Linked DNA regions of Homo sapiens: region 2 is linked to region 1. The links are chromatin contacts, found by Hi-C or POLR2A ChIA-PET in ENCODE. All regions are on one chromosome and are shown on one strand. The core of a region is the stretch at or near the end of the contact, and the rest is flanking DNA. Distances in the headings are between cores, read along the strand shown. Region 1 overlaps HECA (hdc homolog, cell cycle regulator). Region 2 overlaps TXLNB (taxilin beta).

What was found. A loop is a pair of places that touch in the nucleus more often than their neighbours do. ChIA-PET counts read pairs that join two places held with the same protein, here RNA polymerase II (POLR2A). Pooled maps may share reads with other maps.
Region 2: a pooled map shows a loop between it and region 1 (3-fold over the local background). The contact joins two enhancer-like sites. A Hi-C loop is called at or near these places in 2 of 37 single-sample maps with no recorded cell type and 9 of 50 pooled maps. POLR2A ChIA-PET finds 5 or more read pairs at or near these places in 5 of 52 experiments (OCI-LY7, activated CD4-positive, alpha-beta T cell, activated CD4-positive, alpha-beta memory T cell and 2 more).

What each region holds. Positions count from the first base shown.
Region 1 is chr6:139,160,802-139,165,295 of GRCh38, forward strand. All of the region lies in intron 1 of HECA (hdc homolog, cell cycle regulator), which reads left to right. It also overlaps a transcript of TXLNB not described here. Among named protein-coding and RNA genes, the nearest start is that of HECA, 28 kb to the left of the region's middle. RefSeq lists an enhancer at 2,765-3,264. Within about 2 kb of position 1,275, at least 8 of the 41 ENCODE cell types and tissues checked have a DNase peak (open chromatin) inside an H3K27ac peak, as active enhancers do; they include OCI-LY7, where a contact is called at or near this core.
Region 2 is chr6:139,260,021-139,264,585 of GRCh38, forward strand. TXLNB (taxilin beta) reads right to left here. Exons shown (of 10, transcript NM_153235.4): 5 at 2,559-2,753; 6 at 298-417. Among named protein-coding and RNA genes, the nearest start is that of TXLNB, 30 kb to the right of the region's middle. RefSeq lists an enhancer at 2,188-3,387. Within about 2 kb of position 2,536, at least 5 of the 41 ENCODE cell types and tissues checked have a DNase peak (open chromatin) inside an H3K27ac peak, as active enhancers do; they include OCI-LY7, where a contact is called at or near this core.

The DNA of each region.
Region 1 (4,494 bases), core at 25-2,524:
GAGTGAAATACAGCGGTATAAAATTATGGTAGCATATAAGCAAACATTTTTATGAAACTTTACTATTTATAAAGTGTTTTCATGTACATGAGCTGAATAGGGCAAGCATTTTATCCCCACTTTACAGATGAGGAAACAAAACTGCTCAATGTCAAACAACTAATCAGGAGCAGACCTGGCATCAGACACCTCTCTTCTGTTATTCCCTGCTGCTTTTCCAGTTTGGACAATGTGTGTGTGTGGTGTGTGTGTGTCGGGGACAGGGGTGGTGCTAATGAGGGAGGAAAGTATGTTTGAACCGAGCCTTGAAGGAAATAATGTCCGAGTTTAGAGGCCAACACACTTCAGCAAAAGCATTGTCAGACATCCTCTGACTATTCCCGAGGTCCACCCTGTTACCCCATTTTGCCTGTCTCCCTGGGAGCCTCACCCTGCTGGTGTGTCATAGGGTGAAGTGTCTGTTGTGTGTATTACTGGGTGTATTTAACATGCTCTTGGCTTTGTATTTGTTTTTGAAGCCTACCCACAAGGCCACATCAAAGTGGCTGACTATAAACAAGCAGGGCTGGCAAGTTGGAGTGGGGGCTCTTCATACAAGGAAGAGGTTTTCTGGTTAGGAAACAGTGGAGCATGGCTGTGAACATGACAAACACTGTTAAAGGGACAGGGATGGGGCACAGCTGTGGTACCTTGTCTGTGTTCCATGTGTGCACTTCTGTTAGACCATTAGAGCTCTTAGCTCAAGACCTGGCATGTAGGAAGTGCTCAGTATTGGTTAAATGAAATATTTGCTGCTTTTTGAAAAGACACAGAATTTTTCCTCTCTTAATCCACCTTTCTTTAGTGTGAAAATACTTTTCAAAGAAATATCAAGTCAGTCTCAACATTTACAGTTGGAATATTGTGAATGCAAATGTTAGTTAGATCTTCCTTTGACCTAATTTGATTTTATTGGTCTTGGGTTAGTAAAATTTGGTTATTGTGGTTACATTTCAGGGACGTTTACTTCAAGGCTCTTCATCTGAAGGATCAAGATAAAAACAACTACACTTAATAATTGACCAATTAACATTTTAAAGGCCTCTAAAGGTCACAGCCCAGGTGACTGGTGAATTTACTCAGTTTCAAACCACTCTTCTACTTCTTTTTGTTGTGCTTCAGTACATCCAGGTCTGACTGTCTAGGATTACAGCTCTCTTTTTCACTTCTGCTCCTCTTGTCATGTGTGGGTTTGGTGAGCCAGTATCTTTAATGCGACTTTTTTCAGCACTGGAGTTTTACAAAGCCTGGGCCCAGTGGTGCCGGAAACACTAAGATGAGTAAGAGGCTTCCTCTCCTGAGTCGTCAGCTGGTGGGGATTATGAAGAGTCCCCATGATGAGGGACTCAAGTAAGATTGGGGCCAGACCATCAGGGAGGGGAGGAGAAGGGTTGGAGTCAGGATAGGGGGGCAATCCTGGTAAAATTGGTATGTAGAGAGGTGGGCCTTGAAGCAGTAGGAGTGGGGAGGAAGTTTACTAGATGCCAGGTGCTTTCTCAGCATTTCATGTGTATAGTTTTTTTCATTTCATTCTTCTGAACCATTTAAGGTACATTCTGTTGTTTTCTGCATTTTATACAGAGGAAACTGACACAAAGAGAAGTTAAGTAAGTTGTCCAAGAGCATGCAGCTCATAAATGGTCCTGCCTGGATTCCAACTCAGGCAGTCTGGTTGCAGAGTCTGAACTGTGAATTGCTGTCAGTGGCTGAATGGGATTTGGACAAATGAAGATTAAGGGGAAACCACGGTGATCAAATATTAATACATAGAGGTAGACAAATTGGTTTAGGGCCATTTTGCCAAGGCCCTGGAATCCCACACCTGAAGGGGATAATTGTAACATATGACAGAACTAATATTTGTATAGGCTTTATGGGTCCACATTGCCACCACCCTCTGCTGATTGATTTGGTGGAATGTTGTGTCTGTGGTTCAGTGTGCAGGGATAAGGTTGGGAAGGTTGTTGAGTAGAGGAGTCACATGGTTTGTTCCCTCTCATATGTCTTTAAGCTGTCGTGAGGTTTTGGCCTGTATTCCCTGAGCTCATGAACATGGTGTTAAGGCTCAGCCTCTGCTGTCTTCTGTACCCTGCCCATGCTCTTTCCCTGCCCTACAGTTACCCTCTGGAAAGAGTTTCCTGGAGTCTCCCTGTTTCTGCCTTTTCACCTCACTGTCTACCTCTGACCTGCCCTCCATCATTCCCGCTGGAGCTGTTCTCCGTGAGGAGACAGTGCCTGGCTCACTGCTCATTTTGGCTGGGACTTTTCAGGTTTATTGCATCCAGTGAATTCTTAACTCGGGGTGATTTTACCCCCTAGGGGATACCTGGCAGTGCCTGGAGACATTGAGTGGGGCTGGCCTCTACGGGATGGACAGTGAGGTTGCTGCTAGCTGCTAGACATCTTACAGGATGGCTCCCACAACAGAGATCCAGCCCAAATGTCTGTAGTGCAGAGGTGGAGAAGCACCGATGTTACCTGGTGCTCTGGGACATTTTGCAGTTCTCCATTCTTTTTTTTTTTTTTTTTTTTTAAAGGGAGTCTCACTGTGCCACTCAGGCTGGTGTGCAGTGGCACAATCTCTACTCACTACAACCTTCGTCTTCCAATTCAAGTGATACTCCCACCTCAGCCTCCCGAGTAGCTGGGATTACAGGTGTGCGCCACTACACCCAGCTAATTTTTGTATTTTTAGTAGAGATGGGGTTTCATCATGTTGGCCAGGCTAGTATCGAACTCCTGACCTCAGGTGATCCACCCGCCACGGCCTTCGAAAGTGCTGGGATTACAGGCGTGAGCCACTGCGCTGTCCCCTGACTGCCTGGACATAATTCTCTCCTGACTTGTTTTTCAGTAAATTCTGAGTTCATTTCTTACCAATCTCTGCAGGGGAATCTTCTCCTCCAGCCTTGGTTCCAGTCCTTGCATCCCAGGATTCTTTTCCTGGCCTCTGGTCTCTGCCCACTCCTCCCGTTTTTCTTGGGCATCTCATTAGTCCTAGGGATTTGACCTTCATCTGTGGGTGAGTGACTCCACATCTGTATTCACAGCTCTAGCTCTCTTGAGCTCCAGTCAAATTCATGTCTCCTCCACCTCAGTGGTACACAGGCACTTCTAAATCAGTGGGTCCTAAATAGGGCAGCCCTAAGTCTTTTTCCATCTTCCCTGTCCTGCTGTTCCCACATTGCTGTCCGTCAGCATGGACTCTCACACACACACACACACAAACACACACACACACTCTCTCTCTCTCTCTCTCTGAGCATCTTCTCACACTGCTCCTGAAGCACAGGCACTCCTTATTTCTCAACCCACAGCACCCTCCCTCTGGCCTCCTTACTTCCAGTCCCGTGCCCCACGCTGCCACCAGGGGAGCTTTCTAGAGCAGAACTCTGAGCCTGGGAGTCTGCCTTTAGCTTCTGTCATCTATACACATAATCTAAACTGCTTCATGACCAAGCCCAGTGGTTCCCAATTGGGAGAGTAGTATTTCCCTCCAAAGGGGCCCTTTGAAAGTGTTATGAACATTGGGGGTATCATGATGGGGAAGGTGGGGTGGGTGGGCTACAGATACTGAGTGCTCAGGCCTAGTGATGTTTGCTTCCTGTAGTGTGCTGGACTGGGCTGTCCAGTGCATTACAGGAAGAGAATTGTCCAGATGCCAGTAGTGCCCTCATTAAGAATTGGCGATGTAGTTTTTAGCTTCTGCCTAGAGGATGAGGAGAGAAATGCTGAGCACTGGTCCTGGAGAGTACTTATTTTGGGGATTGGGAGGCAAAAGAACTGCATGGTATAAAATCCTACGGAAATGCAAGCAAGAATGTAAGGGAGTGATGAATTGTATTGAAAATTGTAGAAATGCCAAGACACAAGTGGGGAAGGCTGTTAGTTGTGTGACTCCCTGAAGCACCCTTGTCATCCCAGCCTGTAAGCCACACTAACCTCCCCCCCACCGCCCCCCACCGCTCATACAACCGGCAGCCACTCTTTTGGGCCTGTGGCAACAGGTTTCCTTCCTTGGTCCTGCACTATGAGACTCTCAGTCTCCCAGTTTGGCCCCACATTTGGTCAGTTTTGCCATCTCTACATTAGCCCCTTCCACCTCTGGCCACCTTATTACACAGCTTCTTTTGTAAATAAAAATATCCCAAGCTGTGTCACAGTCAGCTAACGACAAGAACAGCAGCAACAACATTAATGATCCTTTATGTGCCAGGTACTGTGCTAAACTCTTTATAAGCATTTCTTATTTAATCTTCAAAAAATCTCTATAAGGTAGCTACTACAATTATGCCCATTTATGGTTGAGGAAATGGAAGATTAAACAGATGAAATAACCAGTTCACTTTTACACGGCTAGTATCCCATGGAACCAGGACTTATACATACATGTCCTTTTATTTCTCATTTTAAAAAAACAGATTTTATTTTTTAGAGCAGATTTAAGTTCACAGA
Region 2 (4,565 bases), core at 1,286-3,785, 100 kb after region 1:
AAGACCAGCCTGGCCAACATGGTGAAACCCTGTCTCTACTAAAAATACAAAACAAGTAGCCTGTTGTGGTAGTGGGCACCTGTAATCCCAGCTACTTGGGGAGGCAGGAGAATCGCTGGAATCCTGGAGGCTGAGGTTGCAGTGAGCTGAGATCACGCCACTGCATTTCAGCCTGAATGACAGAACGAGACTCTGTCTCAAATAAATAAATAAATAAATAAATACAAAACAACTTGCTCAGAGTGTCTCTGACACTGAGGTAGACCAGATATGCACAACGACTAAAATGATAAATACATATTCCTTTTCTCGTTTGTGTCGCTCCTCCGCTTCCTTCATCATTTCTTGGGCCTGCTCAAGCTTTGCATCCACCAGCTTCTGCTGCAGTTCTCTGTGTTTAAATATTTTGTCCAGATGCTAAGAAAAATAAAGTGTACATAGAAAGCTTGGTTTATTATTGGTGCTTAAAAATGCAAAGTAAAATAATTCACATTAATACACATTCCCCAGGTTTTAAGATTTAAAAGAAGAGAGGGATAAATGCATTGGCATCACTTACAGCTTTATAATAAAGCTGTAAATTGGTGAACCCCTCCCCCTGACTTTGCACCACACACACAAAGCTAGCTATAAAAGGTAGAGGCACCAGAGTTCAGCAGTGTCAATGCCAAAAGATCCATACAATATTTTTCTACGTTTGGTAACTATTAGATATGATGCTATTTATTATGCTAGACAGCACAGACAATGATGTATCAGTATACAATATACAGGGGCTACAGTTGTATCATTTGGTATTTTGGCTCTTTCTGTGAATATAAAACCACTTTTAATTGCAACACTTGTGCAATTTATCATGATGAATTCTCTGCATTCTTGCCTCTGGCGTTGTGAGAAAGCCTTGGGGTGCCAGCATGTGGTCCGAGGTCTGGGAGTGAGGCCTGAGCCCCCCTGAATTCTACTCTGTTGCTCTGGTGGAGATGACAAGGCCAAGGGTCATAGAGAAATTGAGTCGCAAATGTGCAGAGCTCGCCACACCTTTTGACCTCTGGACTAGTTTGGTCAAGAGAAACTTCCAACTCTACCTCAGGATGGATAAATTCCTGGTCACTGGGAGGTCCAATCAGAAACAGGACATGGAATTCTCCCCTTGGGCTTTACTTAGAACCAGTCCCAGGAATATACAACTAGCATAGCAGCCCATTCCCATCTGAGATCTCTCTGAAGAATATGGACATTTTCCTTTCACTCCTTCCTATCTTCTTTAGTCTGAACCTCCATTCTGGAGCGGGATTGATCCTTATGACAAGATAAAATGGTAGCATGGCATTTTGGCTTACTATTAGGAGTTTCTTGATTTACCTAACCACCGCGACCATATGCTGTTGGCTCAGTTTTGTGCTTGATAAAATCTTAGCATGTTACCAACAGAGCCGCTTTGACTATGTTATGTTACATTTTAAAGCAGAGATTTAAAATTTGGGTGGGATAGGGAAAGGAATATGATGTGTCAAAATCCTGAGAGGGTATCTGGAATCTTAAAAATATATTAAATATTAAAATATAATTTGGGTATAACAAAAGACCTTGATCATCCCCCTAATATAACCTATTCAAAGTAAAAGGCTTTTGCCTCTTGTGACTGTGGGTAAGTGGTTTAATCTCTTAGCTTCTGCTTCTCATCTATAAGATATGGATAATATATTATTATCTAATGCATAAGATTGTTGAGACAATTAAATGCCATATGGTATGTAAAGTACAGCACTTAGCACATTGCCTGATACAAACTAACCACTGAATAAATGATATCATTATTATTACAATGATTACATTATTAATACTATTATTGGCCTGGTAGGGTACATAGAATACAGACTCTTTTTTTTTTTTTTTTTTTTGAGACGGAGTCTCACACTGTCGCCTGGGCTGGAGTGCAGTGGCGTGATCTCAGCTCACTGCAACCTCCACCTCCTGGGTTCAAGAGATTCTCCTGCCTCAGCCTCTCGAGTAGCTGGGATTACAGGCGCCCACCACCACGCCTGGCTAATTTTTTTTTGTATTTGTAGTAGAGACGGGATTTCACTATGTTGGCCAGGCTGCTCTCGAACTCCTGACCTCTTAATCCACCTGCCTTGGCCTCCCAAAGTGCTGGGATTACAGGCGTGAGCCACCGCGCCTGGCCAGAATACAGACTCTTAATTTAGATGACATGGCAATTCTTAAGAGGGAGTGCGTGAGTTATTTTTGGCTATAGAGAGAGGATTTTTAAAAGGCTGAGAAATATTATTTTCAAGGAAAACTGTGCCCACAGCCTATCACTTTCTATTTATTGCCTTTACTTTGTAGTGATGCCAGTTTTGAAGAAATCCCATATGACTTTCAGTCAGGTATTTTGTAAGACCATCTGTCTTCATTTTGGCTCGTCAAGGAAATCCAATCCTAAATATTAATCAGTTGAGAGGGCTGGCTGTAACTGTCTTATTAACCAAGTTCCCACCTTTAGCTCCCAGATCCGGATCTATGTACTGTTCTAAGTTGTTTGATGTGGTTCTCACCTCCTCTCTGAGCTCATACTGATCGATGATGCTTTTCAGCTTTTCTGCAAGCTCTGTGTTCTCCTGACAGAGCTTCATATTTCGCTCACTCTGCTGCTCGATCTGGCCCTGGATGTCCGTGAGGGTACTCTGGAAATGGCTTGTGATTTCCTTCCTTTTCTCTTCTTCCTCACGTGCCCGCTGAAGCGCCTCTTCCTGCGGATAAAAAGCAAAACATTTTGTTTAAATGCACCCCGGGTTTATAGAACTCAGCATTAGGTCACCTAAAGGAGATAAGTGTGCAGAGTAGGTGGGATGTTTTTTCTCAGTTCTCTAGAGCTAAAGCTGCTCAGCCCCAAAATAAATGTATGAGTAAAGGTTTCAGCTGTGAGTACATAGTTACTCAGAACAGGTGCTGTGAAGGCCTTGAATTTGTAGTCAGTGATGAATAGACTTGTTTTAAAGATGATGCGTCTCTTGCTGAGTGAATGAACTGCAGCGATTTCTAACAAACACACAGTCACACGATTTTGATCTCTTGGCTGTGGCCTGAAAAAAAGGCCACTTGAGTTTACTGATGGATGAGACAGATCATGTGTTTCTCTGGTTTGGTAAAGGGAGAACAATAGATCTTATATTTCCCTGTAAAAACCATGGCATATTAACCACATAATTATATTACCAAGTTTTGTAAATATAAGTGATCACAATAAAAATTTTCTATTTGTGAGAAAAAACTTTCATCAAAAAGCTTTAAAAAAGGAAACTAAGACAGCATAGCTCAATTACAGCCATTCAAGAATATAAAAGGGAATCTTTCCAAACATGCTGGATATTATTTTGTTTTTGAAAGAACAATCATTAAATGTGTCACATAGGGTAATTAAAATGTTCAATGTAAATTTTGAATCTGAAAGCAATATTAAGTTTCAAATCTTCTTTAACTCTAAAGTGAAACATCTAATTTTCCTTCTTCCGCTTTGTTAACATTGAAGAATTGCAAATTAACTTTTATATCATTTCTGTTCTCTTTTCTCCTAAATCAAAACTCTCCATTCATTGCTAGCCACTAACAATGAGCTCCAATTTCCTCCATATCTATATTGAGAATTGCTTTGCGATTGTTATTCTTTTTGAATAAAAGGGTTTAATTTTGCTACATCCTACCAAAGATAGAGACATTTACGTGGCTGACAAATGATACAGACATTTTAGGATTCCTTTCAGTTCTGATTAATTGTTAATATGAAAGCTTGCTTCGTTGTTGGCAAGTAAAATTATACTGAATTTGATTGCCTACCAAGTTCAAATTATGTAACAGGATTTTTTAAAAGAAATAATAATTTTTAACAGAAGTAATTGTACAGACCTTTATCATAACAGAATAATGTGATCCAAATAAAAACTGATGCTGAGAATATATGCTCTGAAAATATTTTATCATTAGGTTTCTTCTTTCCTCTATAATAACAACACATTTCCCAACTCTAATGTGACTCCTGATGTCAGAATCATAATTTATTCATGTTATAAACCTTTATTAAGCAACAACTTCTCAGGGGTATTGAAGATATCTGTACTTCTTAAACTGAAGAAATAAACTATCCGAGATGTTATTTCCCTGAACTTTGTATACTAACACTTACTATATGTGTTTCGCTAAAAATAATTATGGTTACCAGTTAGGAGCAACTAAATATATGTGTGATTATGATTGTTTCCTCACTGGTCCTGATTAGCTTAGAAGTCAGCAAGTTTGGAATCAGAACTACAGACCATGATTTGAATACCGTTTGTATTTATAAATATTCCATGAATGAATAAATGAAACACCCCATGCAAGTCTGAGTTGTTGTTTTTTTTTTAATTGGGAACTGGCTATAGAAAGAAGGTACAGATGATAGGATGGCACTAAATAAATGTCAAACAAACAATCATAACCGCCAATCCTGGCCCAAAAGATGTAATCTTGCATATATATATATTTTTTGTTTTGTTTTGTTTTGTTTTGTTTTGTTTTGAGATGAA